7 separate regions of the Mus musculus genome follow, and all the other regions are linked to region 2. Evidence: chromatin loops called from intact Hi-C (ENCODE). Cell type or tissue: heart. All regions are shown on one strand.

The links. Peaks named below come from ENCODE experiments on the same cell type or tissue, not always from the same donor. Only the 100,000 strongest peaks of a DNase experiment are listed, where the experiment ranks them.
Region 1: a loop joins it to region 2, with 2.2 times the contacts of the local background. A loop is called at or near these places in 15 of 42 quality-filtered maps.
Region 3: it touches region 2 in a loop (3-fold over the local background); 12 of 42 quality-filtered maps call a loop at or near these places.
Region 4: a loop joins it to region 2, with 1.9 times the contacts of the local background. A loop is called at or near these places in 5 of 42 quality-filtered maps.
Region 5: a loop joins it to region 2, with 3 times the contacts of the local background. A loop is called at or near these places in 29 of 42 quality-filtered maps.
Region 6: it touches region 2 in a loop (2.1-fold over the local background); 2 of 42 quality-filtered maps call a loop at or near these places.
Region 7: a loop joins it to region 2, with 2.2 times the contacts of the local background. A loop is called at or near these places in 2 of 42 quality-filtered maps.

The regions. Positions count from the first base shown.
Region 1 is chr9:22,555,733-22,559,732 of GRCm38, reverse strand. All of the region lies in intron 5 of Bbs9 (Bardet-Biedl syndrome 9 (human)), which reads right to left. Among named protein-coding and RNA genes, the nearest start is that of Bbs9, 82 kb to the right of the region's middle. In heart, a CTCF peak has its summit at 2,184 (motif pointing left); no DNase peak of the experiment used is centred here.
Region 2 is chr9:22,707,060-22,711,059 of GRCm38, reverse strand. All of the region lies in intron 19 of Bbs9 (Bardet-Biedl syndrome 9 (human)), which reads right to left. Among named protein-coding and RNA genes, the nearest start is that of Gm39309, 96 kb to the left of the region's middle. In heart, CTCF peaks have their summits at 868 and 1,929; a DNase peak (open chromatin) is centred at 1,919; H3K27ac peaks cover 396 bases.
Region 3 is chr9:23,248,573-23,252,572 of GRCm38, reverse strand. The region is part of intron 2 of Bmper (BMP-binding endothelial regulator); the gene reads right to left. Among named protein-coding and RNA genes, the nearest start is that of Bmper, 27 kb to the right of the region's middle. In heart, a CTCF peak has its summit at 2,338 (motif pointing right); a DNase peak (open chromatin) is centred at 2,332.
Region 4 is chr9:22,823,087-22,827,086 of GRCm38, reverse strand. All of the region lies in intron 21 of Bbs9 (Bardet-Biedl syndrome 9 (human)), which reads right to left. Among named protein-coding and RNA genes, the nearest start is that of Gm39309, 20 kb to the right of the region's middle. In heart, no CTCF peak of the experiment used is centred here; no DNase peak of the experiment used is centred here.
Region 5 is chr9:23,015,179-23,019,178 of GRCm38, reverse strand. The region is part of intron 1 of Gm36743 (a long non-coding RNA gene); the gene reads right to left. Among named protein-coding and RNA genes, the nearest start is that of Gm36743, 21 kb to the right of the region's middle. In heart, a CTCF peak has its summit at 2,237 (motif pointing right); no DNase peak of the experiment used is centred here.
Region 6 is chr9:22,798,347-22,802,346 of GRCm38, reverse strand. The region is part of intron 20 of Bbs9 (Bardet-Biedl syndrome 9 (human)); the gene reads right to left. All of the region lies in intron 1 of Gm39309 (a long non-coding RNA gene), which reads left to right. Among named protein-coding and RNA genes, the nearest start is that of Gm39309, 4.7 kb to the left of the region's middle. In heart, CTCF peaks have their summits at 1,485 and 1,700; a DNase peak (open chromatin) is centred at 1,476.
Region 7 is chr9:22,623,502-22,627,501 of GRCm38, reverse strand. All of the region lies in intron 9 of Bbs9 (Bardet-Biedl syndrome 9 (human)), which reads right to left. Among named protein-coding and RNA genes, the nearest start is that of Bbs9, 150 kb to the right of the region's middle. In heart, a CTCF peak has its summit at 2,369 (motif pointing left); no DNase peak of the experiment used is centred here.

The DNA of each region.
Region 1 (4,000 bases), 150 kb after region 2:
TCATAAACATATACAGGTGCATTTACACGTGTAAACATGCACACACAATTAAATAAGTTAACAATCCTCTTTTAAGTATTCTTTGTGCCAAAATCCTATCTGGAAACAGAGAATGAGCTGTCGCTAACTGTGACTTCACTGCCCAAACACACACACATTCATTCACTATGTTCTCATTTATATTCGGTTGCCCTGCCCTCTCAATCTCTCTTCTCTCTCTCTCTCTCTCTCTCTCTCTCTCTCTCTCTCTCTCTCTCTCTCTCTCTAATTCTAAATAATATATGAGAAACAAGATGGATGCCATTACACAATAAAATCCATGTGTTCAAAATTCCTCATCTGAAAGATAAACTCTTAGAGATGGAATGGAACACAGCTGCATCTGTTCATTCAGAAAGCCAGCTAGTTTCAAAGCCAGATAAACTACTCAGGATAATAGGTATAAGAGCTCTTATTCTCTGACTTTCTTCCCTCTCTGACCCCCTTCTCCCCTCCCCCCCACCCCATGTTCCTGGCTGGCCTCTTCTTTCCCCTCCCCTCCCCTCCCCTCCCCTCCCTTCCCCTCTCCCCTCTCCCTTTCTCTCTCTGTCTCTACTCCCTTCTCCTCTCCCCTTCCCATGTCCTAAATAAACTCTATTCTATACTAAAAAAATAATAATAGTCATAAGAAATTCAGAGATCACTTATGAAAACACACAAAATTGTTTATGTTCTCATTTTGTGAACCTATTCTGCATACACAATATTATTAAAAATTAAATCTAGGGGGCTGGTGAGATGGCTCAGCAGGTAAGAGCACCCGACTGCTCTTCCAAAGGTCCTGAGTTCAAATTCCAGCAACCACATGGTGGCTCACAACCATCCGTAATGAGATCTGAAGCCCTCTTCTGGTGCGTCTGAAGACAGCTACAGTGTACTTACATATAATAAATACATAAATCTTTTAAAAAATTAAATCTAAGTAGGGAGAGGTAACTTATAGAGCCCACCTCCAGCAGGAAGACAAATCAAATGAGGGATGGGGTTGCCATCCCACAGTCACAACTCTGACCCATAATTGTTCCTGTCTGAAAGAATTACAGGGATGGAAATGGAGAGGAGCCTGAGAAAAAGAAGGTCCAGTGACAGGCCCAAAGTGAGATTCAGCTCAAGGGGAGGTCCCAACCTGACACTATTACTGAGGCTCACAAATGGAGTGCTCACAAAAAGGGATCTATCGTGACTGCCCTCCAGAAGACCCAACAAGCAGCTGAAAGAATCAGATGCAGATATTTGCACCCAACCAATGGACAGACGCAGCTGAGCCCTGTTGTTGAATTATGGAAGGCTGAAAGAAGCTGAGGAGAAGGGCGATCCTGTAGGAGAACCAGCAGTCTCAATTAACCGGGACTCCCAAGATCTCTCAGATAGGAACACCAATCAGGCAGCTGATATGAAGCCCCCAACACACATACAGCAGAGGACTGCCGAGTCTGTGTTCATTCAGAGATGATGCACCTAACTCTCAAGAGACTGGAGGCCCCAGGGAGTTTAGAGGTCAGGTGGGGTGGGGGTGGGGACATCCATGTGGAGACAGGTGGGTGGGAGGAGGTGTGGGATGTGCAACAGCCGGAGGGTGGGAGAGGAGGAATAAAATATGGAGTGTAAAAAAAATTAACAAATAAAAAATAAAGAATTTAACTTTTAAGAAGAAAAAAAAAACTTAACTCTACCTCTGATCTGAAATGGCTAGCCAAACTGAATTAGATGATACTTCGTGAACTTCTGTCGCAGGGCTCAGAGTACCGATTACCACTGTTTAATATATCACATCGTGCTTTTCCTTAAAGAAAGCAGTTAAATGCATCTTTAACAAAGGTCACAAGCACAGACCTGCCACAACAATCAAGCCGCCCAAGCAGCTAATTTATTAGCAGTATCCTACGAGCCCCAGACGCAAGGGCAGATCGGTCCAAAGAGCCTCCGGGGGTGTCGGGGTGTCGGTGAGCATCAAGGCAGCCATGGCGGCTCATCACACTCAGGGGAAGCCCCAGAGGGGAGGGGATTTTATTCACTAAGCCAAGGACAAAGGAAAAACTGTTTTCGAATCCTGTTCAGGCCTAGATGAGTAGGTACTTCTGTTACCTACTCCAAGGTAGGCCTCAGGAAATCAAAGGGTGAGGCGAGGGCGCCCTCTGCTGTCCAGCACAGAATCGCGAGTTACCAGGCAACAACTGACTTGGGTTGTTTGCCTTGGACTTTTTTGAGACCATCTCTCTTCTGTCCACTATATCCAGCCAGACATTTACTTTGTAAAAATGTTCCTTACCCATTCCCATATTTTCTGGGATTTTACTATTCTCTATCATTTTGATGCCTTAAATCACTGAAGTGTGGGCTGTGGTGATAAATTCGTGTGTAAAGCTTGCCGCCGTGTAAGCCAACAGTCTGAGCTCAATCCCCAGGGCCACAGGGATTCCTGGGGCTCACTGGTTGGCCAGCCTCACCTACTTGGAGATTCCAGGCAAATGAAAGGCTCTGAGAAACATAAAGATGGACAGTAACCGAGAAATGATGCCAAGGTTGTTCCACGGGCACATACGTAACTGCACATGAGAACACACACACACTCACCCTCACTCACGCACACGCACATGAATGTTGTATCATGTATAAATGTAAAGCTATGCAGGGCCACTTACATGTGTCAAATGAATCTTTCTTAGTGAAAGATTCATTTGACACATGCTCTGTGCTCTCCATTTCACTGAGATCACACAAAGAGGAAAGTAATTGAAGAACACAGAAGTGAAGTTGATTTGAGGAGAACAAGGATGGCAGTCAACGATGTCTCGTCTCACATACTCCGGTGAAATTACCGGAATCAAAGATTTTACCATAATCTCCACGAAAGTAGTGCCAGCCCGCTTGTCATTGGCTCAGCCGAGCAGCTCCTCTGTAAGGGAAGAAGGTCAAGAACCATTGTCCTCCTGTGGCGGGAACTGAGGCTCAGGGAAGCTCTGTGGTCTGCTAAGGGACACACAGCAGCCGAACAGCAGTGTCACGGCTCACGGCTGTCTCTCCAGCTGCACAGATCCACACAGCAGGCACCTAATGAGATCTCTTTAATTCCATATTTAAGGTAGCCTACCATCACAACTGCATGTCATGGACTTATGACATCAGATTTAAGTATAAAATATTAAGTATTTTATTGGACAGATAAAGCCTGATATAGTTGCTCATCAACAATTAAATTATAAAAAAGGAAAGAAATATCAAGTAACACCTACTCTCTGTGTTGAATAAAATATTTGTTAAAAGCAGAATTTAAAGTATATCAATATGCTGCCAAGAAACAAAGGAAATAAAATTCAGAAGCCAAAACCGAAGTGAAAGTGGAATCCACAAAGGTACACAGAGCCCTCGGGACATTTTCCTAAGCCAGATAATCTAAACATAAGCTTTCGTTTTCATGCTCTCAAATGACACACAGAAAAGGGGAGGATGGGGCGGAGCTGCCCAGGACAGAGCCCCCCACCACGCTCCAGACAAACCTAAGACCACAAAGAACTTGACCCCTAATATGAACAGAATTCAGAAATAGCATTACCTCAACCAAAGGGGAAAGAAAAGAAAATGCACACATCAGAACTTGGAACCAGATGAAGGGGGAAAAATCTCTCTTAAGAATTCATAAAATTTATTCTGTAATGTAATTCATTAATGTAAATTTACTGACTAAACCATTCTATCAGATAGCCAAAAAATAAATAAATAAATAAATAAATAAATCTGTGAATTTAGAATAAAATGGTCCAGGGCTAGAAATACAACCAAGCATATAACCAAAGAAAGCTCAAAGATTAAAGGACCACACCAATCACTCACACGAATAAAGTTCTGAAAACTCGACCTCAGTCAAAACCACATCATACAGGGACCTGAGAGAGACACGAGCGGGAGACAGCAACAGTGGGATTAGACTCACAAAGACTTCACATACTGAAAATGACAGAAC
Region 2 (4,000 bases):
TGAGATCTCACCACAGGGTGAGATGAATCTCCTGCACGGCACGGCGAGGTGATGCAGTATGTCATACGTCTTCCCAAAAGCAGCACAGCCTAAAGCATAGCAGCTCCTAAACCTGCAGCACCATCAGTTCATACATGACTCATATGTACAGAGCACCATGCACTCATACATGACTTATATGTACAGAGCACCATGCACTCATACATGACTTATATGACTTATATGTACAGAGCACCATGCACTCATACATGACTTATATGTACAGAGCACCATGCACTCATACATGACTTATATGTACAGAGCACCATGCACTCATAGATGACTTATATGACTCATATGTACAGAGCACCATGAGCTCATATATGACTCATGCGCATGAGAAAAATACTCCAAGCACAATAAACTAAATGGTCTCATTTAAAAGAATCTGTACTCTTAGATTTTATATGTAATAGCACACATTCACAAATCTGGATGTCTATATACTAAATTGAAATTATATAGCTTTAGTGGTAAGATTTGGGTAATTGCTATGTCTTTCTCGTTATCTGTATTTTCTGATATAGAATTCTCTGTCCATGTCAAAATACGCCATGCTGATGCTTCCACACTGTATGGCACCATTGCCACGTTCCTTCTTCCTATGCTGCTGGCAAGCAGAGAGCATCTTGAGTCTCGGACAGGCAGGGGACAGGCAGGGGACAGGCAGGGAGTATCCTGACAGCAGCTGTACACAAGGAGCCCGCTCCAGGTCTCTGAGGTTTCCATCGATTTTTCTTAAATGTGAAATTCCCATGTGTTCTTACACTTCAGTCTAAGGAAAGGCACGAGCTTGTTTTGCAACCACTGGCTTTTGCTGCACTCTGCTGGAACATTCCCTGATGTTCTCCACGATCACTAAGTATGCCTAGATCCTGCTACAGCTGAGGAAAATGGTCTCATAGACAGTTACATATTTCCAGGGTCAGTTAACAGTAATAAAAGGGTTGGAGTTTACAAGCACACACCAAACATTTGTTCACGTGTTAAAGAATGGCTGTGCACATTGATTATGGTAAGGTAGAGGGGGCATCGTTAAACATTAGCAGTTCCTCTTTTGTACAATGCACTTAGCGATAGATTTATTTTTCTCAGCACTTCTAAGCAAGCTGAACAAATCTACCTTCAGTTACCACAACAGTGCAGTAAATCCCTGGACACACCTAACCTGACTCTTAGGAAGTGTCAAGGTCACCTGCTTCTTGTTGTGTTTTAATCTGAACTGCATTAAAGCAGGTCATTTTGCAGTTTACTGGGAAGTAGCCAAGTGACTAATACCTGCTTTATCCAGTGACCAGCACTCAGGTCTCAATCGCTCGCTCAATACACCCCCAAACACCCCAAAACACCTGCAGTCAATAACCAGTATGAAGCTTGCTTGGTGAAAAGTAATCTACGCGGCCCCAAATTCCACAAAACCGTGGAGAACCCTCCACACTACCTGTGCAACAGACCAGCCCCGGGCTGTGCTCCGGGCTGGACTCTCTCCACACAGAGGAAAACTTCACCTCAGCCGCCTTGGACGTTGCCAACACAGATTTGGCAAGTATCCCGGTGGAGAAAATACTTCTCGATTTTTAACTAATACCTGCTTAAATTTTGTTTTGGCCTCATGGCCTGGAAAGAAAAGTCTGGAATGACCCCGTCTTTTGACTTTATAATCTGCATAAATCTCTCAAAAAGAGGCTTCACCAGGAAACTTTCCGTGGAACATTTCATCTACAGAGAGAGAGAGAGAACTCTGTGGCTGTCCCAGCTGCACCTCAGAGCACAGTGAGGAGACTGCTCTGCCTTAGGACAAAGGTACAAAGCGCTGAGCGGCTTCAGCATAGATCCCAGGCGAGGCCTCACCCAAGCTGGCAAACACCAACTGCACGCTAGCACCCCCAAGTGTCAGGTGCCTGGCCAACAGCAAGGCCAAAAAACCCAGGGCCAAAGGAGCTCAGTGTTAGGGCCTTGCCGGTTTTGTTTTGTTTTGTTTTGTTTGTTTGTTTCCGTGAATGACTTTTACAAAGCAGCTCTGTGTCTAGGGGAAAGTCACTACCCTGCCAAAGAGGACAGCCCTACTTGCTAAGCGCTTAGGGATCGGTGGTCACAGGAAATCATCAGCGCCTGCGTGGGAAAGGCACCCTAGCTTACAGAGGAAGAGATGGGGCCTCAGAGCTTCAACAACCTGCCCACAGCCACAAAGATGGACAGTGCAGACACAGAAACCCAGGTTCATGGAACCCTGGAATCTGTCAACCACACCAAGCTGCACTGTGACCCTGGCTCTTATCCCATCTCATCTATGAGAGGTTGGAAGAGGTCATTATATATTCGAGGCATCTCTCTATTCCTCCTTTAAGTGAATTAACTAATTTCCAAGACCTCTTCATATTCAAAATATCTACTATTTTTAGTGTCTGTTTATGTCTTCCACCTGCCCTTACACTCATTTTCTTCGATGTAGCATTGGGAAATAAATTAACCAGTCTACACTAGTCAAAGGTAATCAGAGAAGTTTTGTGTGTCTGACACTCTGGTACTGAGCATAAAATCTGTAATTATCAGTAATATTCCTACTGAACTTGACTGTTACTGGATTAGACTAGTTATTGAGTAAAGGCAGGCTAAACAAAATGTCCACTACATCTAAGGGACATAACCTAGTTTGTAAGACTCCATTCCCTAAAGCTGTTTATTATTTACTTGACATAATTTTGCAAAAAAAATAAACATTTATAATCAAATAAGGGGAGGAACTTATATCATACTATCACCATTAAAACCTGGTTTAATGGCATCCTGTATTCATTATTTATCACAAACTCTAAGCATATTTACACAATAAGGTGACACGAATTTAACTAAAAAAAATTATTACATTTATAAAGAAACAACATGATGCTTTTGAACAACCTCCCATTTCCGTCAACTTATTTAATTATTAGTGACTTCAAAGGAAAAGAGACATTTCTAAAATCCATTTTTCTCAAAAATGTATTATTTTATCTCACTATTGATGTATAATTTAATTAAAGCTCCAAGCCCACATTTTTCTTTCTAAGTGGCAGGCATTTTCATTAACTAGCACATAGTTAACCCATTGTCACAGTCCCCTAAAACAGCCCACATGGTGGGGAATAATTAAGGTAGCTAGGGGAAAGGTCACTTAAGACTTCACCATGGTGTGAGCTCAAATTATAGGTTTGAGCAAGCCGGGAGGACCAATGCTCGGGAAAATGTGCAATCTTAATGGAATGCAGAACAAATGAACGTTTTAACGTGTGATGCTACTCGGTTGCATAATGGGATTTTGTTGAGTGCTACAGGAGGCAGAAAATAAAAGTAACCCTGCAGGGTATGCCTGTTAACTGCTTCAGGCTCGGGGCATTATTGGCTCACTAAATGGGCACATAATAACATGAAAGACTGGTTCTGCCCTCTGGTTGGTGCTTTTCTGTTGGTTGCTCTTTTTTAAAAGACTGGGCAAGACCAAGCCTTTTAGGAATTTGTTAGCTTGTTTCCCAAGTTTATTCTCTAGCCTGAGGAAGAGGAGCTCGTGACCAACGCCCTCTTGGCCTTCCGCCCTAATCTATCATTAAGTCAACCAGAAAGGTGGCTACAAGATGCGTTCAGACTGAGCCCTCTCCACACAGACCACCACCTTCTGTCCCTGCTGACCCAGGAGCCTGCAACTCAATCCCTGCCTCCTGCTGGTGAAGTAATAACCATCGGCCTTTGTTTTCATCCAATTAATTGAGTGAAAATGGCTTCCACTGTGAAAAGACCCTTCATGACCCAGCTCCAACTCTAAAACCTGGCACAAAAAAAAAAGAAAAAAGGAAAAAGGAAAAAGGAAAAAGGAAGGAAGGAAGGAAGGAAGGAAGGAAGGAAGGAAGGAAGGAAGAGAGGGAGGGAGGACGGGAAAGGAGGGGAAAGAGGAGGAACGGAGGGAGGGAAGGGGGGGGGGAGACTG
Region 3 (4,000 bases), 540 kb before region 2:
TCTTTCCCTCCCTCATTCCCCTCCCCCCCCCCCCGATTTTCCCATTGTCTGTCCTGGGTTGTTATACCCACAGAGCTAACCTCACTCATTCATTCAGATCCTGTGGTACAGTAGTCTCCCTTCTCATCTGTTCGTTAGAGCAGCCCTACCACTGCTGAGGAGCTCTTAAGGAAAGCTGCCTGTGCCTCCCACCCACTGCAGCGCTGATCTGAATGATGTAAAAAGGCTAAGTCGATAAAGCACAGCTGTAAGAGTGTCCTTGTGTCCAGTGAAGATGAGGCAGATGACGGAGCTGTCTAGAGCCTATGGAGACAGCAGACCAGGTGGCCTGGCTCCAAGCCCTCCAATTCTCCAGGTCTTCTCGTCCCAACGATGATGGTTAGTGATACATTTTTAAAATTTTAGGTATTATTGGCCATATTCCCACTGAAGGCAACAAGAGCACCTAACGGGTGCACGTGTATGCCTATGTACGTGTGCACTGCTTAAAATTACTAGCTGTGACTCCATTTGCCACGCGTGGATTCTACAACTCCTATTTTAGCGCAGACTCCCTCACCCCGGGAAGACTGGGACTGATATGAATATCGCAAGCAGAGATTCAGTCTCAAGTGCATTTATGAGTGCAGCAAACTTGGAGAAGGGTCCCCCTAAGACAGTGTCCTCTCTAAAAGGAGGAGTCCTCAGAGTTCAAACTTTCAGGACAGTCAGAGTGATGGGGAGAAGCAATGTGAGAGCGGGTGAGTGGGAAGGTGCGCATGTTCTTTAGAACTGCTGGCTGAATTAGAAAGCCAGAACAGAGTCAAAACCCACAACAGGATCCCAAGATTCACAATAAAGAGCATTTTAGCTGTTGTCCACCATGCACGGCATTCCAGGCAAATGGTTTGTACAGTCACATCTGAAGTTTTAAATATGTGTGGACAGACAGACAGACAGGCATGTATACCTAAGCTTTGGGTATATATTTAGGGGATACAATTTCCTTTCTGTTTACCCTTAGGATTTTTTACATCCTATTGGGGTCATGTTGGAACTGCCAGATCCCATCATTTTTGGAGTCTGTTTGGAATCTGGTTGGTGTGGATGTGAGGATGGGCTTAGAATCCCAGGCCCTTGAGGAAAGAAATAATAGAGCTGCAAGATCACCGTGGGGACCCTGCTTCCTCATCCCCTTAATTGAGCCTAACAGCTACATGGGAAATTCAGACACAGGTAATTAACACCACTTGCCTGGCTTCCTGGGCTTGGACAAGTCACAAAACCCCATATCCTGGAGACAGTGGCTCTGGCAAGGAGTGTTATACACAAAGCCCCGTGTTCAGGAGTCTGTCATCCTCACAGCACAGATCACAGCTGAGGCTAAGCGTGCGACTCATTCGGTTCGGGTTTTAACTCAGCAAACACTTTCTGATAGTGATTCACACATACTGCTCACTTCCTCTGATGATATTTAGACTCTGAGCTAAGGAAGATCACACAGAACTTCATCTTAGCCTGATTCTACAGATAAAGAAGTAAGGCTGGGACATGTCCCCACGGAGCAACAAACACAAGTGAGAGAGGTCTGGAACACTGATCTCTGCCATGCAAATGCTACCTACACTTCAGTACTTGGGTACATTGTGGGCATTCAGGATACAGAGTGAGAGAAAACAATATCCCGCTTGGGTCCTCCTAGTATATTTCCACATGTGAGACGAGTCCCGTTTCCAGCAGAATCACTCCAAGGACCAGCCTCAGAGTCATGGGACTGTTACAGACACTGTCTGCTTTGAGGAGACAAGAAATATGACTATGATCAGATATCAACAGGGCCAGGCCTATCACACCTCTGAAAAGGCAGACTGATACCCTAAGTTTTCCACAAATTCTAGGTGGGTTTGCAGAATCATGCATTCTAAGCAAACAGAAACAATGGCCAAAAGGCCATATTCACACAAGGAGAAGGTGAAAACATAATAACCTAGCCATCGTGTTTGCGATCACTTCATGGTTCTTTGCTTTCTCGGTCACCATGTCTCTGTGCTTACCATCTCTAGGATCAGCCAGCTGGGGAGGTAAGTCTGAACCAGTGTCTCCTTTCAGAAAGATGGACCACAGACACCTTAATATCAACAAATGCTTCCCCCCCCCAAAAAAAATCATAGCCTTGAAATGCACCCTCAACAACTTGTTAACATGCAAAAAGTAAGGGGGTGGTATAGAGAGTTTAAAAAAAAATTACATGTCTGGCAAGAAAACTCCATAAGGACGCCAGCCAAACCACAGCTCCAGCAGAAGCCAAGTACAGACAGGATGACAGCAGCCAGCTTGCTGAGTCTGACACTTGCCGCCAGATGGCAGCACGGAGCTCCCCGGCCTTAGGAGTTGCAGCCTTGAGCCTGCCTCCTGCCTACAGAACTGTCTCCTGTCTGGAGAGAGTGGGATCATGAGTACTGAAGACAACTAAGCACCAACATGAAATGATTCTAGTTGCTTCCACACATGGAAAGGAGAAATTCCGTGGAGATGCTCTTGAATATTTCCACAAGTGTCCTGAAGATATTTTTTTTCCAAAACACTTTTCAAGAACCAATCCTATTATAGACTGTAGAAACTATTATCCCATGTTTTATCTATGTTAAAAAAAATAATAACAATAAACTGAAGATAGGAACTCAGCAGCCAATATAGTGGCAGAGGTGGAAGCAAGACTATTGCTGGCAGACAGTATGATTAAACCACGAAACAGTATCACAAATGTCCTACAATATGGCTGATGTGCCATACTAGAGATATCACACTGCACAAGTCTCTCCTGGAAGAACCCTCAGTTTCCTTCTGTTCTGGTCCCTGTGAAAGCAAGATCTTCCCCAAAGACACACCACTGGCCCTGCACAAAGATGCTAATTCAAACAGCCAGATCCTTTTTCAGAAGACTAGGAAGACGGTGGAGTTGTGGTCCCCGACCCGCCACCACCACCAAATGATGTCAATAGAGCACATGGGTCAATGAGTACTGTTGGAGAGGATAAACAGCTCAGAGTGGCTCTGTCCTAGGTTAGGACTCCCTCCTAGACGTATGCTCACATCCCTCTGCCATTTCATCACGATAATCTAACTTGGGGAAGGGACTTATAGAAAAGCCTTCAAACATCCCCATCCGAATGCAAACATCCAGAAGAGCAGACACACATCCATCCCCAATGCCTCCCCCATCCAGATGCAAACATCCAGGGTGAAGACATGCATCTATCTCCAATGCCTCCCCCATCCAGATGCAAACATCCAGGGTGAAGACATGCATCTATCTCCAATGCCTCCAGGCCCTCTATTTTCAGCTGCTAGAGAAAAGCACTTGTCCATAACCCTGGCAACTGTGAGAGATGAAGCAGTTCTCTCATGGCTCACTCCACTCCATTCTGTGGAACAGGGATAAATTCGAGCTTCAAGCATCTTATCTGCAAAAAGGATATTGGAAAGAATTCCCTGCAGATTAGAAGCCGTGGAAATGGGTGAGGATCATGGGACACTCTGACCCTGCAGACGATTCCTAAAGGCCTTATCTAAAGCACACGTGGTGGTGTTTCACATATGCAGTCTCAAAACTGCTCAGACAGGAATTCATTCTTAGGAATATGGATGGTTTTTGCCAGGTTTTCTGAGGAAGGAGACCACGAAAAACCGATCCAACATCAACGACTATATTCTCATTAGAATTTCTAGTCTCCCCATGCATGAAGTTAAATGGCTCAACTTCTCCTTGAAGTACCCCATTCTAACCCAACTCAAGCCCCCAAAGAGCCAAAGGGGATGTTATGGTACTTTTAAACAGAAGTCCCAGTTTCTCAGAGGCGATATTATACTACTCCTCATAAACAGAAGAATAATACTTGGTGTTTACATAGCACATTTCTTCTGAAGAACTCTGCAGACATTATTTCATTAATCCTCATAGGTTCCTTAAGTTTTTCAGAGGAAGAAACAGTCCATAGTGAACAAAAGTGTCTCAGGCCCC
Region 4 (4,000 bases), 120 kb before region 2:
TGAGTGGAAACAGCTATCAAGGACTCCCCGCCCATGGATATCACTTGACGTCAAGCAGAATACTATTTACCATAACAAGCACTAGGGGCTTCCCAACTGGAGCTAGGAAATGGCTACATTTACTGAACACATTAGACTAAAGTCCTGGAGTATATAATTTGCTTTTTGTTAATGAACTGCTCCTCCTTGTTGCCATGAGAGATAAGTGTTCTCTAACGAGTTTCCATAGACCATGAATTGAGCCCATAATTAAGCTGTTCTCAAGGAAATCCTTCAGTGGTAATGGTAACATAGAATGCCATGCCACCAAACGCTGCCAAGTGTTATCAGTTGTGTAAACAAAAGTAGCAATCACATATTCTGTACATAGATTTTTTTACACCCTCATTTATAGCACACAGCAATTAGAGAGAGAGTGGGAAGTGCCATTGTGAAATACTGCCAGCAAGTATTGGGCTGAAGCATCTGAAATCCCTAACGTAATTAAATCTCTAGGAGTTTGAGCAGACAGCAAAGCACTGAGCAATTATTCGGGAAAGGATCCCTACAGTTAAGGCAGACACAAGACAAGCACTCAGGCCAACACAGACACGCATGGCCCCTCAATGGATGGTGCACAGCCAACTGGGACCAGCAATCCAGGAGCTCTCCTTGATGTCGCTGTTGCTGGACCCTCTTCTCTAGTCAACAACTAAACCTTGGAGATTTTATCTCCTAAAAAAGTTCCCTGTCATATCTTCTCATCTTCCTCTGCATTGCTGTTTCCCAAGTCTGGACTGCCAGCATCCCTAGCTTCCACAGTAGCTACCTCATCTTGTAACTAAGTATCGGTATGATTACTTTAGCATTGAAAAAAAAAAGTAACGGCGAACTACATCTGCTTTGTTCACACAGTATCTTCATTCTAGCTACTATCTCGCCATCAGAATCCTCATTTTATGAGGAAGGGAACCATCCCTCACAATTCTTATCCACGGTTTAGCACTTACTATGTAGGTCATGGGGGTCAGACTGTATCATCTCTTTGTTTTGTTGGCTATAGCAGCAGAGATTCAAGGAAGGAATGAGTGAAGCCAGTTCTCTGGCCAAGCTAAAAGGTCAAAAGGAGGAGGAGGTGCCCCAAATTCACGAAGCCGAGATTTCATTACCCACCATGGAAAGGCAAGAAGGGAAAGAGAAAGGACACCAGGAAGGTAAAAGCAAAAAATCTGGGTAAAACCAGGAGGATGATTCTAACATGTGTCCCTCTGGAGGACTCCTAAGATGGAGAAGCTCATTTGTGTCATATAGTTCTTATATTTGCTATTTCTATATACTAAAAACTAGTTTATGATGACACATGTAAACTTTCTTCTAGTAAACACATTAAATGAATGAGCAAGCATATGGAGGCCGTGATAGGCATGTGTAAGAATCTCAGATAGAAGATGCCAGACTTGCCTGCCTCACGCCCTGGAGACCCTGCACTCCTCCGGCTTCCATGTGGCTACTTTCTCAGTTTTCTCTTGCTCATTTCTTGGCTGCTTCTCCTTAATTTCCGAGGTTGGCTCCTGCCCTTCCTTCTCCCTGACCTCTAGATGTTGGAAGGCCTTTCAGCTTAGACCAGCCCCCTTCTTTCTGCTCCCCACACAGAAGGGGACCCATCCAGCTCTAAATCCACACAGGCCCCATCTCCTGACAGGCCAGCGGCAGCTCAGCCTTCTCTCTGGAGATCTAGTGCTGTCATCTGCAAGGGGGCGCAGCCATGCCACCCAGATAGAAGCACAGTCAAGCTGGGCCTTCGATTTTGCACCCCCTAATCCATTTACCCCACGTTGTGCTCACTGACCCCTCTTCATCAGCAGGGCTGACCACCAGTTCATAACTAAAGTCAAAAGCCGTCTCTGACTCTCATTGACCTCCCACCAAACAGGCCCATTGCCAAGGCTGTGTACTGTAGCCTCTGAGGGATTCCTCGGATCTTCTGTTTGTATCACTCGTCCAATCACATAGCCTCTCATCACACTGGCGACTAGAGCTCACTGTCCCATTGTAGACCCGGCTCTTTATCCCCACACAGCAGGCACAGCGCATTCTTTAAAGCATTCATCAAATCATGCCAGGCCACTTAGGAGGACTTAGAGGCTTTCTGTTGTTTGCTTGTTTGTTTGTTTGTTTTGGATGGCACATAAATTCTTTGTCCCAGAATAGAAGAAAAAGTACATGATTGACCTTTTTGCTAACTCTTTTTCTCAAGAGCATCAAGAAGTAGTCTATAAGAAGAAAAGGGAGAACTGGGGGAGCAAGGAGACAGGACTCCGGCCTGATCCGGCTGAAGGCTGGAGTGAGCAAAAGCTACACTCCTCCATGGCTTCATTTCAGAGAAGAAGACGATTCGCCAGCAGAGCTACTCCAGGAAGCTCTCCGTATATCCACTGTAGGGCTGTCATGAGCCTTGTCTGCTGTTGTGTACACTTAATGCAATCCACAACTCTGCTCTTTAGCTGTGTAACTGCTTATTATCTGGCTTTTCAACACAAATAGCCACTCTATACGGACAGGAAGCCTCTCTTCACTAACGCCAATGTCTAGCACATGAATGAAGACGGTGGCATAGTTAAATGTCTATTAAGGACAAAAGTGAGTCCGTTCCACAGGGGAGAGTGGAGTGTGCTGTGACCAGACTTGCTCTTCACAGCACAAGATAAAAGGAAGTCTTCTGCATGGATTAAGGGAAAAGAAAGCCAACTTGAGCAAACACTGGAGATCAATTTAGCTCTAAATGAGATTGAAAATGACTAGAATATAGGTGAGTAATATTCTGATTAACAGAGAAAGATGCAGTGAGGTCCACTTCATGAAAGGAGGTGAGGCGGGGTCAGGTTAACAATCTGTACAACAGTTTCTAGTTCCAGAGTAGATCCAAGAAAGCCAAAGATTAGCCCAGAGCTAGAAACTGTCATGGAGTCTTGGGGAGCAACCCATACGGTTCAGAAGTAGAACATAGCAGGCCAGAGACAGGCAGGGGAAGAGAAAGTGGGTGGCCTGGGAGAGGGGGGAGGGAGGGAGGGACAGAGAATGTGTCACACAAAAAGGAGGAAGAGGAGACAACGGGAACATCACTCAAGCCAATTCTATATCCTGTCAGGCCACCTTCTATGTTCCAGCTGTATTTAATTATAGAGATGTAGAAATGGGTGACAAAGTCTCTTCCCCCAGAGGTGTCAGTCTAGGCAACTTTGGCAAGAGATAGCAGCATCCAGTTGTGGCTGAGAGTACGGCACTAAAATAATGTAAGGACAAAAGGTCTTCTCAACATTTTATGGTATAAGTTGTTTTAATGATCACTGCATATATTTTATCAAATACATTTATTAATTAGAAAACATTCCTTATAATTACTCTGGCTCCTTTTCTGAAAACTAAAATACATTCTTTGATCAGGAAAAAAAACCTATAAAGACCCAATAATATTATGATTAATAAACTAACCTAAACATAAATGAGCAAACACATAATTACTTTCACTAGTCATATAAGGAGTCTGTTTCAAATAATTAACTCTCTGGAGCTGCTCCTACCTGAATGAAGCGCAGCGAGGGAAAGGGAAGCCTCAGCTCACGAGTGACCCCACCCCTCCCCTTTACCCTTTTCTCATTGCACTTTCTACAGTACAGAGTGTTTGGAGTCTGCTGCCCTGTGTATTCACACACACACACACACACACACACACACCAAGGCAAGCTCTTTGGAAGCAGGGACTGTGCTGGGCTGGCTGAACATCATACTCCAATATGCAGAGTGATGCCTGTGACACCTGGGACACAGTCCGCACTAAACAAATTTCATCCTGTTGTCTCAGTCTTGGCTTAGACTATGATGTCATTTTCAGTGGAAGTAAAATATAAAGGATAGAAGAATGTGGTTTTTTCTACAAGATGATACATTCAGTTTTTAAAATATTGTAAGTATGGATTTTCCTGAATCTTTAACAAGAAGAGAACAACTGCACTCCTTTTGT
Region 5 (4,000 bases), 310 kb before region 2:
AAATCTGGTCCAGAAGAGAAGGAAGCAGTGTGATCCAAGGAAGGAGTTAGAAAGATGCAGCCACCAACCATGGAACTCCAAAAGCCAAGAGATGAAAGAGCAAGCTAGAGCAGTCAACCTTCCTAATGCTGTGACCCTTTAATACAGTTCCTTGTGCTGTGATGACCCCCAACCATAAAATTATTTTCACTGCTACTTCATGGCTAGAATCTTGGTACTGTTATGAATCATAAAGTAAATGTCTGATATGCAGGCTATCTGATATGCAACCCCTGTAGTGTCCCACGGGTTGAGAACCACTGATCTATAATCTCCAGAGAGAGTGTGGCCCTGCTGCTGCCTTAAACTCCCAGTGAAACTAATTTGAAATTTCTGGCTCCATTATCTTGAAGGAATAAACCTTTGTTATTTTAAGCTACCAAATTTGGGGTAATTTGTTACAGCAGCTGTAGAAAACGAGCATAATAACAAACATTGATTTTTAATAAATACTTACCACAAAGTCTTGTCTATAAGAGTTGGAGTTTGTTAATCTCCTACATGTCAATCAACAGCAGTTTAAACAGTTATGACAATAGTTATTGTGCAACTGTTATAAGTGAAATGGGGCTGAGGAGACAGCTCAGTGGGTAAAGTGCTTGACAGGCTACCAGGGACCAGACTTAGCCTGGAGAGGGGTTCTTCGAGAAAGGGTGTCTGGGACTGGCAAAAAGAACAACTTGAAGTCAAACCGTGGGTCCAAGCTGGCAGCCTAAGTTCTGCTGAGATGGCTTTCCAGGCTGCTCTCTCTGCAAGTATAAATTCTGAATGTTATCTGGATAACTCGTGGGTGTTCTGACCAAAGTCAGAAAATCTGCTATTAAAAAAGTTATTGTGTCTTTTGACCAAGTTCGAAATCCTGTTAAGAGAAAATTCTTGAAGAGCCATTTTGCTCTCTGGAGATCTCCAGACAGCTCAGCTCTTGCTAGAGAAAAATCTAAAAGGAACTGCTATGGGTTTCTGCTAGCTCATCACATGCACACCAAAAGCCCAGTTTTTTATTTACATGTCAATTCAGTTATTAATTCCAGGTTCTCTTCTGATTATCTTATGAACCAGCATTCCATGACCCCAGCCCTTTGATTCTTAAGAGACAGCAAGCATACTTTTCTTTTTCTAACATTGCAGAAGAAATCTGCCTGCCTATGTTAAGCACAAAAGGTAAACTAGTTGGGTAGGGCCCTGCTCTGAAATTACTGTTTCTACCACACCTGGGCTGATCCTTGCTGTGTCCCAGGATGACCTTGAACTCCGAAATCTGCCTGCCTTTGTATCTTTCTGACAAGCTGGCTCCTTAATGCAGCTGCCTTTGTTCCTTTAGATTCATGAACTCCCTCATAATTCATATTACATCCTTATATTTTACATAGTTGAGAATATATATGTGTATATATGTGTGTGCATATATATGTATATATGTGTATATATGTATATGCGTATGTATATATACATATATTGAACTTAGATATTTAGAGGTCTTTCCCATAGCCTTAAGGGCTGTCCTGAAGGTCCTAGCATTTACCATTTTTCTGAGACATTAGCCACACCTTTGCCTCATGCTGTTTCTAATTCTCATGGAGTCATTAAAGTTGACTGGGAGGACATTCCTTGGAGGAATGTGAAAATGTGTACATAATTATACAAACAAGCCTATGCCCACAGCAGCCATCGACACTCTTGGAGACTCATACCAGGACCCTGTCCCAGGGACAGAACTGTGTCACTATGTCACTCTGTCACCACCAGGGCCATGCTGGGCTTGGCAACGTGCAAGCCTAAAACCTGAGTTTAAATCCTCAGACCCCAGAAAAGCCGGTCATGATAGCACACAACTGTAATCTCCATCCTCCTACAGGGAGCTGGGAGCAGAGACAAGATCCCGGGAGCTCACAGGCAGGGTAGCCTGGTGTATGTAGCCACCTACAAATGAGATGAAGGACAAATACCTACGCACAAAGTTGACCTCTGACCTCCATATGTTCCAGGTGCTTGCACGCATACACATGAACATGCACTCAAACACACATAAAGATTCTTTTGAAAGAAGGAAAATTATCGGCATGTCCTGTGCTCATAATCTGCTTACAATTTAGTTAATAAGTCCAAGTCATGGTATTTTAATATTGAATTTTTCACTGGTTATTTTTATTGTAGTCCTGTATGGTAAGTGTGCCAGGTACATGCAGTTCCTGCTAAATCCACAAGAGGTCATCATATCCCCTGAACTGGAGCAACAGGCAGTTGTGAGTCACCTATGTGGATGCTGGGAACTGAACCCAGGTATACAGCAAGACCAGCTAGTGCTCTTAGCATCTCTCCACCCCACAGATTAAATTATTTTTTGTGACAGGTTCTTGTGTAGCTGAGGCTGGAGTTAAACTTGCTAAACTAAAGATGACCTTGACTTTCTGGCCTTGAATGAAGGGATTACAACCAGGCCATGCTCCAGTTTACTGATTTGAACATCATTCCTCTTGCAGTCTATATTGGTAAGTGGCATGAAGCAATTTGGATTCCCGTCTCCCCCCAGGTGTGTCAGGTTCCTGATGCCTATGATATTATGAGGAGCAGGACACACCCCTGGTCTCCTTTCCACCAATCCCACCAATCGTCAGTTCTTGGGGTTATTTTTGGACTTTTCATTCCATTCCCTGGACTGTTAATGCATACAGAGGTGCCACACTATTGCATAGCTAAATACCCACAATAGAATATCTCTTTATCTGGAATGTTTCTGCTCTTGCTTCACAATTTACTTCATTATTTTGCTAGCATTCTGTGTCACTTGGGAAGCCTCACGTCTTTATGGTCATGTCTTTCTAAATAAGAGTGTGTACCATCTCCCCCCTCCCACTCCTCCCTGCACCCCTTCCCCTTTCAGTGTGCTGTGAAAGTGGTCGCACGCTCCCTGAGAAGGAGTTCTAAAGTTTTCTTCACATATTTTGGATACATGCTGCGGTTTAGATGAATGCCAACCCCCAAAGCCTGTACGTTGGAGTCTTGATCCCCATTCAGTGATGCTGCAGAGGAGAGAAGCATTAGAAGGTGGGGCCCGGGGCAAAGAAGTATGATCTTGAATGTGACGTCCCTCCCTCTCTCCCTCCTTCCTTCCACCCATCCATCTGTCCCTCCCCCACTCCCCACTCCTTCCCTGAGGAGCTTCTCTCAGCCAGTGCTTCTGGATATAAAGTACAGTTTCACCACAGGCCCAGTAGCAACGGGCCAGTCAACCAGAGACAGAAACAGCTGAAGATGTAGACCAAAATGAACGTTTCGTCTTTCTAAGTTGATCACCTCGGGTATTTCATGATGATGGAAAACTAATATAACACTGTAGAAGTGTATTAGTTATAACAGGGTCCCTTCAGCAAAATCTTTCTGGCATTGTGCAATAGTGTCTAGTCGGCCATCACTGGGAAGAGAGGCCCCTTGATATTGCAAACTTTATATGCCCCAATACAGGAGAATGCCAGGGTCAAGAAGTGGGAGTGGGTGGGTAGGGGAGCAGGGCAGAGGGAGGGTATAGGGAACTTTCGGGATAGAATTTGAAATATATATAAAGAAAATATCTAATAAAAATTAATTAATTAATTAGTTAATTTTTAAAAAAAAAGTGTATTAGTTACACCATACGCACGCACCCGCTCAGGAGCTGGCAAATGAAATACATACACTATGCCAGCTAATCTGGATATGTCCTAACCAGCTCAATGGTTGGCCATTTCTAATCCTCCCCGTGGCTAACAAACACCCCCCCCTCCAGTATTTCTGAGTTAATATCTTTTTAAATCTATATTTTATCTCTGCTACCCCAAACCCAACGCAAGAAGTGGCCTCTAGGGCGACTTTTCTGGATTCTTACGTGTTGGCAGGTCTTTAAGTTTCATTCTTTTCCTTCACTGCCTTGGTGATTTTCCTCCTCCCCCTTCCCCCTCTCTCCCCTCCGCTCTTGCCCATGCAG
Region 6 (4,000 bases), 91 kb before region 2:
AGATGGACAAACAGCCAGTGCTATCTACAGGAAGACAAAGCCAGTGGCTCTGCTTTGATGAGACTCAGCACGGCTTCTGTGGATTGATGCTGTGGAGGCACAGACGGGGGAGTTTATAAATGAGAAATGGCGGAGCCAGGGGACACAAAGTCCTGGCTGTCCAGCACTGGCACTCGAACTCCATGCAGGTGCCTCAGAGCCCAGGCAAACACAGAACCAGGTGTGAAGCAGGAGGACTGCGGTGCTGGGCTCCAGAGACATGACAGATGACCTCCACAGAAATGGCAAGAAGGCTGTTTCAAATGCCAGCACGGGCAGTCAGGTAGAAAGGAAATGGCCAGAGGCAAGGAGCTTTCCAGAAAGGAATTCTTAAAAGATTTGGGAAATTGTATCTTATATCTTGGGTATACTAGGTTTTGGGCTAATATCCACTTATCAGTGAGTACATATTGTGTGAGTTCCTTTGTGAATGTGTTACCTCACTCAGGATGATGCCCTCAAGATATAAGATACAATTTCCTAAACACATGAAACTCAAGAAAAATGAAGACTGAAGTGTGGACACTATGCCCCTCCTTAGAAGTGGGAACAAAACACCCTTGGAAGGAGTTACAGAGACAAAGTTTGGAGCTGAGATGAAAGGATGGACCATGTAGAGACTGCCATATCCAGGGATCCACCCCATAATCAGCATCCAAACGCTGACACCATTGCATACACTAGCAAGATTTTATTGAAAGGACCCAGATGTAGCTGTCTCTTGTGAGACTATGCCGGGGCCTAGCAAACACAGAAGTGGATGCTCACAGTCAGCTAATGGATGGATCACAGGGCTCCCAATGTAGGAGCTAGAGAAAGTACCCAAGGAGCTAAAGGGATCTGCAACCCTATAGGTGGAACAACATTATGAACTAACCAGTACCCCGGAGCTCTTGACTCTAGCTGCATATGTATCAAAAGATGGCCTAGTCGGCCATCACTGGAAAGAGAGGCCCATTGGACACGCAAATTTTATATGCCCCAGTACAGGGGAACGCCAGGGCCAAAAAGGGGGAGTGGGTGGGTAGGGGAGTGGGGGTGGGTGGGTATGGGGGACTTTTGGTATAGCATTGGAAATGTAAATGAGCTAAATACCTAATAAAAAATTAAAAAAAAAAGATTTGGACTGTATGTTGTAGTCAACTCTGGTAATACAGAATATTACATAATTAAACAATAGCAGTTGCATCTTATATTGCCATTATGAATAAGAAACTAATTCCACATGTTTATCTTGCTGGCTAGGACCATGGGAAATACCAAAATATTTACTTTCTGGCCCACATTCCCATAGACAGTTATAATTGTGATGATACTTGAGCCGTCACAAAGGCAGACTTAATAGTGACACCAGACTTCCTCCTGTTTCTCTTTTGAGCAGGCTCATTAGTAATGGTGGTGATTAGTCATCGCTCAGTCCAGACAGCAGGCACAATGGTTCTGACTTCAAATCTGACCTGCGGCCTAGTCACCTTTCAGCCTTAGAAGTGAGCCTCGATAAGTCCCTCCGTACAATAGGACTTCCTATTATAAACATCTGCTTTCTCACATGAACCATGTTCAACATGTTAAAAATAAGTTTCCTTTCCGTATCCGTTTGTAAAAGGAACCATCAATCAATTAGACTGAAGGTTCAAGTCTCCCTCTTCCGTTGATGTGAATTTCCATCCAACTTTCTCAGGGAGTTTTAAAAGTTAGTACCAGGGAAAGTTAACTATTAAGTCCTTGAGAATACAATAAAACATTTCTTTTTCAAATGGTAGAAAATACTGCCAAAGATATTGAATGCAATTCAAAGGAATTGAACTATCAAGACAAATGCTATGCCATGCGGAGTTTACAAAGCCAGGTCTCCACACCAGCACACTCTTGCTCTTTTCATTCCAGGCTCCCCCAGAGCCAAGTGAACACACACAGACCTCAGAAAGAGAAGGCTCCGGCAGCCTACTCAGAAACCCCAGTCCTCCTCCTCCTTGCTCTCTTGCCATCGGCTGGATGAAAAATCCAGTCATCTGAGCTGTTTACTAAAATAATGAGAAGCAGATCTGAGCTGTGATCAGGAAGGGTAAAGAGAATTCATCCACATCCAATCCAGGATAAAGCAAGTATCCAGGAGACTGCAATCAAAAGAATTCAAAGGCCATGTTCACGCTGGCAGAAAAGATTCATAAAGGCAACAGTATTTGCCAAGGCCATGTGGAGGATACTATACTTTGCTTTTGGTTGCTGTGATGAAATGCCTGAGGTTATACCCAAATTATAAGGAAGGAAGGTTTACTTGGACTCACAGCTTCAGGGTTATCAACCACGGTCGTTTGGCCGTGTTGCCTTTGGGTCTGTGGCAAGACATAAATAGTAGCATCGTGGTAGCATATGGCAGAGCAGTTCTCACCTCAGGTCAAAGAGAAAGTGAGAGACCGGAGGACATGACTGTGATCCCAGGATCCCTTTCAGCTACCTTCATGACACACTCCCTTCCACTAGGTTCCACCCCCTCCGGGGTTTACCATCTCTCAGTAGTGTTGCAGGCTAGCAGCCAGGCTCCCAGGGCATGCATGGGTCTGTAGAATACTTCTAAACTATATCAAAGGCAGAGCAACAACAATGCTGCTGTCTCCTGCCTCCCTTTATGCAGATACATTCAGATCTCTCAGGTTAAGCTCTTGTTTCTACAAGGACCTGGTGTTGACATACGACCACACTGATCCCAGGACACCACAGATAAGGGACAGTAAATCAGACATCAGGAAGGAATTTCATGTCAGTCTCCTGCTCTGCTTTTATTAGTTTACTATTATGTGCTGTGATGAGTCCAACGGATATAGCCCTGTTTTTCTTGCTGCTTACCACTGCTAGGCTACAGACTTTCTGGAATGCCAGACGTCTCTGTCTGCACTGTCTGCACTGTCTAATGAGCAAGCACCCATCACATGTAGCTACTAGCGAGTGAAAGACAGATAATGAAGTCAATTTATTTCACGTCAGCTTATTTATATTTTGTGTTGTAAGTGGCTACTGTATTGAAGAGTTCAGGATTACAATATTTGCTTATGAAATTGAGTTAAAACCACCAAAAATGACACCTAAATATATTTTGTTTACAAGTTATATCGTAGCCCAAGCAATGCTTAAAAACTAGTAAATCCTTAATAAAAATTCATTAGATGATTAAATGACTTGATAAAAGATAATCCCATTGAGCCTAAAAATGTGTGTATATGTATACACACACACACACACACACACACACACACAGACACACACACACATACACACACTACACCTGTATGACTTTTGGCTTCTGTGAGGCATCAGAGGAACAAGATGTTAATGTGTTACTGTCACAACCTCTAATACAATCCTCATTGGCAGGAGTAGACACAGTATGTTCTATAGAACTTCAAAATAGATGGGATAGACTTTCAACCCTGCTCCCTGTAAGATTTTATGCTCTCAAATATCTTCTACTCCTAGCCTGAAAACTATTTGTTTTATTATAATTTAAAGTTATTGGGAGCACGGGAGTAGAGCTCAATGGTAGAAAATATACTTAGCATTCCTAATGGTCTGGGTTAGATACACAGCAAGCACATACACAAAAGCCCTACTACACACAGTAATGAAATATTATTTCAGACTACATTATGCCATCATTACAGAAAGAGGACAGTGGAAAGTTTTAATTATTAAATCTACCAGTGAAACTATACTTAAGACCTCTTAGAGACAAAACAAAGTTTTCAATATTATTCTCAGTAGACAAATCATCTCTACAAAGTACATCTGGTGCATATATGTTTTAGCACCTTAAAAAAAGTACATGTACTAATCTGAAATACTAGCATTTCTTTGCTACTGGAAAGTGACGGATAAACAAGGGAAAGCAAGAGTGAAAGGACAAAAGAAAGGAAGAGAGAGAGAGAGAGAGAGGGGAAGGAAGGAAGGAAGGAAGAAGGGAGGG
Region 7 (4,000 bases), 84 kb after region 2:
AAAAAATCTCAAGTAATTTTGATTTGCTGTCTGTGATAGCTAGTGAGGTTGAAATGTTTATTGAACATTTGTACTTCATCTTTTGGGAACCGTGTGTCCATTTCATTAGCTTCTTTATTGACATGACAGTTTACCTTTGTTTAAGTTCTTTGTATGTCTTAGATGTTTATCCTCCGTCAGACGTGTAGCTAGTAAAGATTCCAACCCATCGTGGAAGTTATCTCTTTACTCAACTGCTTTCTTCCTTTCACTTAATTTCATAAAACCACACTTGTCAACTGTTGGACTTATTCCTGAGTGAATAGAGTCCTATCAAGAAATTCCTTGCCCATTCCTCTATCTTGAAGTGTTTGTTGTACTTTCCCCAGTATTTTGAGAGTTTCTGGTCTTCCATTAACATCTTCGGTCCACCAGGAGGTGAGCAGTACACAGGGTAAGATATCAGGATCTATTTTCGTTCTACACATGGATAGCCAATTTTCCCAAGAGCATGCTTGAAGAGGCACTCTTTTCTCCAATGGTTACTTTTAGCATCTCTGTCAAAATGTAATTGACTAGAGCTGTATGAGTTTATATCAGGATCTCTATTATACTCTGTTGACCTACATATCTGTTTTGTGCCACTACCAAGCTATTTGGAAGAGTAGAAGGAGTAGGAGGAAGAGGAGGAGGAGGATTTTATGTGCTTAAGTGTTTTGCTGGCATAGCTGTCTGTGGCCCATGCACATGCCTGGTGACGTTAGAGACGGAAGAGGGAGCTGACTTCCCCTGGACCTGGAGTTTGATGGGTTCAAGCCACCATATGGGTGCTGGGAATGAAACCAGGTCCTCTGGAAGAACAGCCCGTGCTCCTAGTCACTGAGCATCTCCCTGGTCCACCATGCTGCTTTTGATACTATTTGCCAGCGCTTTTTTTCTTTAGAAATTTCATGCAGTATGTATCAAAAGATGGCCTAGTCGGTCATCACTGCAAAGAGAGGCCCATTGGACTTGCAAACTTTATATGCCCCAGTACAGGGGAATGCCAGGGCCAAAAAGGGGGAGTGGGTGGGTAGGGGATTGGGGGGGTGGGTATGGGGGACCTTTGGGATAGCATTGAAAATGTAAATGAGGAAAATACCTAATAAAAAAAAGAAAAAAAATTTCATGCAGGATTCCTATACTTACATCATTTCTACTCCTACATGTCCCAACGCAACTCTTATCATGACCCCTCCCCCACTTCCTCTCAAATTCACAACCTCTTCAGTTGTTGTCTTACACACATACCCCTGCTGAGTCCTTTTAACTTACCAGGAGACTGACTCACTCTCTCTCTCTCTCTCTCTCTCTCTCTCTCTCTCTCTCTCTCAGCAACCATTAGTTCCCTGGAGCTCTTCATCGAGGGATGTGGCCTTGGGGCACTTCCCCCATCCACACGGTTTATCAACTGATATTGACATCATGTACATCTTGGTCTGGCAACTATATTTTGCTAGTTCATGGTACAACTTACCTGTTCTGTCTACAACGTAACAGCAGCAGACATTCTGGCTCTCTGGTTTTTACAGTAAGGATTCTCATAATTATTCCACAATTATTCCTAAGCCTCGTATGTAGAGGTTGCATTGTAGAGGTATCTGTTGGTTATCCCTCTTTTTAAGTAAAAGCTCTTAGAGAGAGCTATTATTCAAAGGGGGTAAGAGAAAGAAACAGAGCTCTAAACTCAGAAGAAATACTTTTCAAGCTTCCCAATTCTGCATCATTGCCAACAGTCATGTTGTTAACATAAAGCTCAACTCAGTTGAGAGAATGATACCCGTGCTCAGTCCTTCCTATAAAATGACCCCTAGCAACTGCTACATTACTTATAATAAATACAACTTTCCAGCTAGATGTGAGAGTGCACACCTATAGTTCCAGCACTCAAAAAGTTCAGGCAAGACAATTTCAAGTTCCACGCCAACCTGGACTACATAGTAAGACTGTCTCAAAAAATGCAAACCAACCAACACAGTCTAGAACATTCCTGTACATGCTGTGCCTTCTCTGGGGCTCATACAATAGTAAGCGCCACAAACCCCGTGACATGGCTTCATAGAAACAAGGGCTACATTGGGGTCCCTGGCCAGCAGGGCGAGAGTTCTTACACTGACTGCTGTATGGAGCTGGGTCAAGTGGGAGAGGTCCTCCCAAATTCCCCATCTCTAAACCAAGGCGGTGAGAGGCGATGATCCTCAAAAATCCAACTGCTTGTATTGGTTCTTTCATCTACCTCACAAAACGAAATCTCCCCAAAATGAAATTAGTCTCCTGAACTGAAATGTTAAAAGCAATCCATGGCGCCTATGGGGCAGTGCCTGTTAGTCATTGCGGACAACTGAAGCCACCTAGTGGTGGACAAAGTCCTTACAGCCTCCGAAAACTATTTCTAGAGGAACACACTCCTGCTCTACATTGCTCTAAGTTCTCCTTTACCCCCAGTCCCGTAAGGTCTGGGAACCTGAGTCCTCGAGAGCTTCCTGATTCGAAAGGCCTGTCTTCTGCTGACTTCTCAAGACAAGACTGGAATCACTATCCTCTGGATTCAGACAGACATTCCCAGCTCAGATTTAACTTCCCAGCGACCTATCAAGCAGGAGAGCTGGCATGGTCTGGTATAAGCATTCTTCCTTATTCAACTATGTGCCTCTCTAAATCAGATAGCCTGATAGCTCTCACATTCCAAAACTAACAATTAAATATGCTCTGAAATTCTGCAAAATTTATTGATTTATAGGAATATAAACCAGGTTGTTCCACTGTTTACATAGCAAGCAGTTGCCAGTTTAGACTTAGGAGAATTATTTTGAAAAGCATTGAGGTTCTGAGATAGATAATGAGGGATGTGTGTATTTCTTTAGCTTTTCAAAATCCATTCTTTACCTATGGTTGGTGTCCAAATGGAAGAGAGTCTTGTCTCACAGAAACACCTAACCTCAACATTGATAGGATATCTTGATCCTTCAAGAAAGTCCAGTAATTTCTTGAGTGATTTACCTTTATTTAATCACATCAGAAACTTTGGATAAAATTTAGATCAAATAGGAGAAATTTAAGTTGTAGATAAAACTGCTTGTTCTTTATTATTATTTTAAAAAGATGCTAAGACAAGCTTTAAAACTCTAGTGTTCATTAATAGAATTTCTGTATACAACACCTATGACGGACAAAGACTTTGACCCAGGCCTATAAAACTACTAAACTAGTAATATAGTCATTTGGCATTTTTATACAATGGAAAAATAAAATATATTCATATTCACATATATAGTTAATTCCAATTAACTATAAAGAAAATATTATTAAACAATGTGTTTTTAAATCTTTCTTCTTCGTGGCTATTTTATAGAACAATAAGGTCTATATAGGCTATATGGGCTGGACCTCTGAATGAATTTCATGCTCAGTGGGTCAGAAGTTAAATGTAACACTGTATATCCAGTTAACTTAAAAGCACAGTTAACATTGAGTTATTTTATGCAAATCAACTAACACAAGATCCATAAGTGGACTTTATGAACAGGTCAAGGTCAGGGATGCTATATCCCCAGGATATATACTTTCTCTGCTATGTTAGCCATAGAACAGGAAAGTAAACAAGAACTCTGTTCAAGAGTCTGAAAACCAGCCCATTGCTGCACAGAAAATCCCCACCACTGCAACACACTAAAGCCAAACTCCAGATGGATTTGAAACATTAAACTTAAAAAGATGAAACTATAAAAATATGTATCTTCCTTTGAGATGTGAAGAACGTGTGCTGAGAGAAACAGTAGACTAGAAACCAAAGAATCTCTAGATGAAGTCACAGAAAAATTTACAGTTGTTGCATGCTTACCAGCCAGCTATGATGGGGCATGTTTGCAACCCCAACAGCACCATGCTCTGGATGCAGAGGCAGGAGACTGCTTGAGTGTGAGGCCAAAATCGTCTACGTAGGAAGATCAAACTAAATAGTGAGACCCGGTCTCAAAAATAG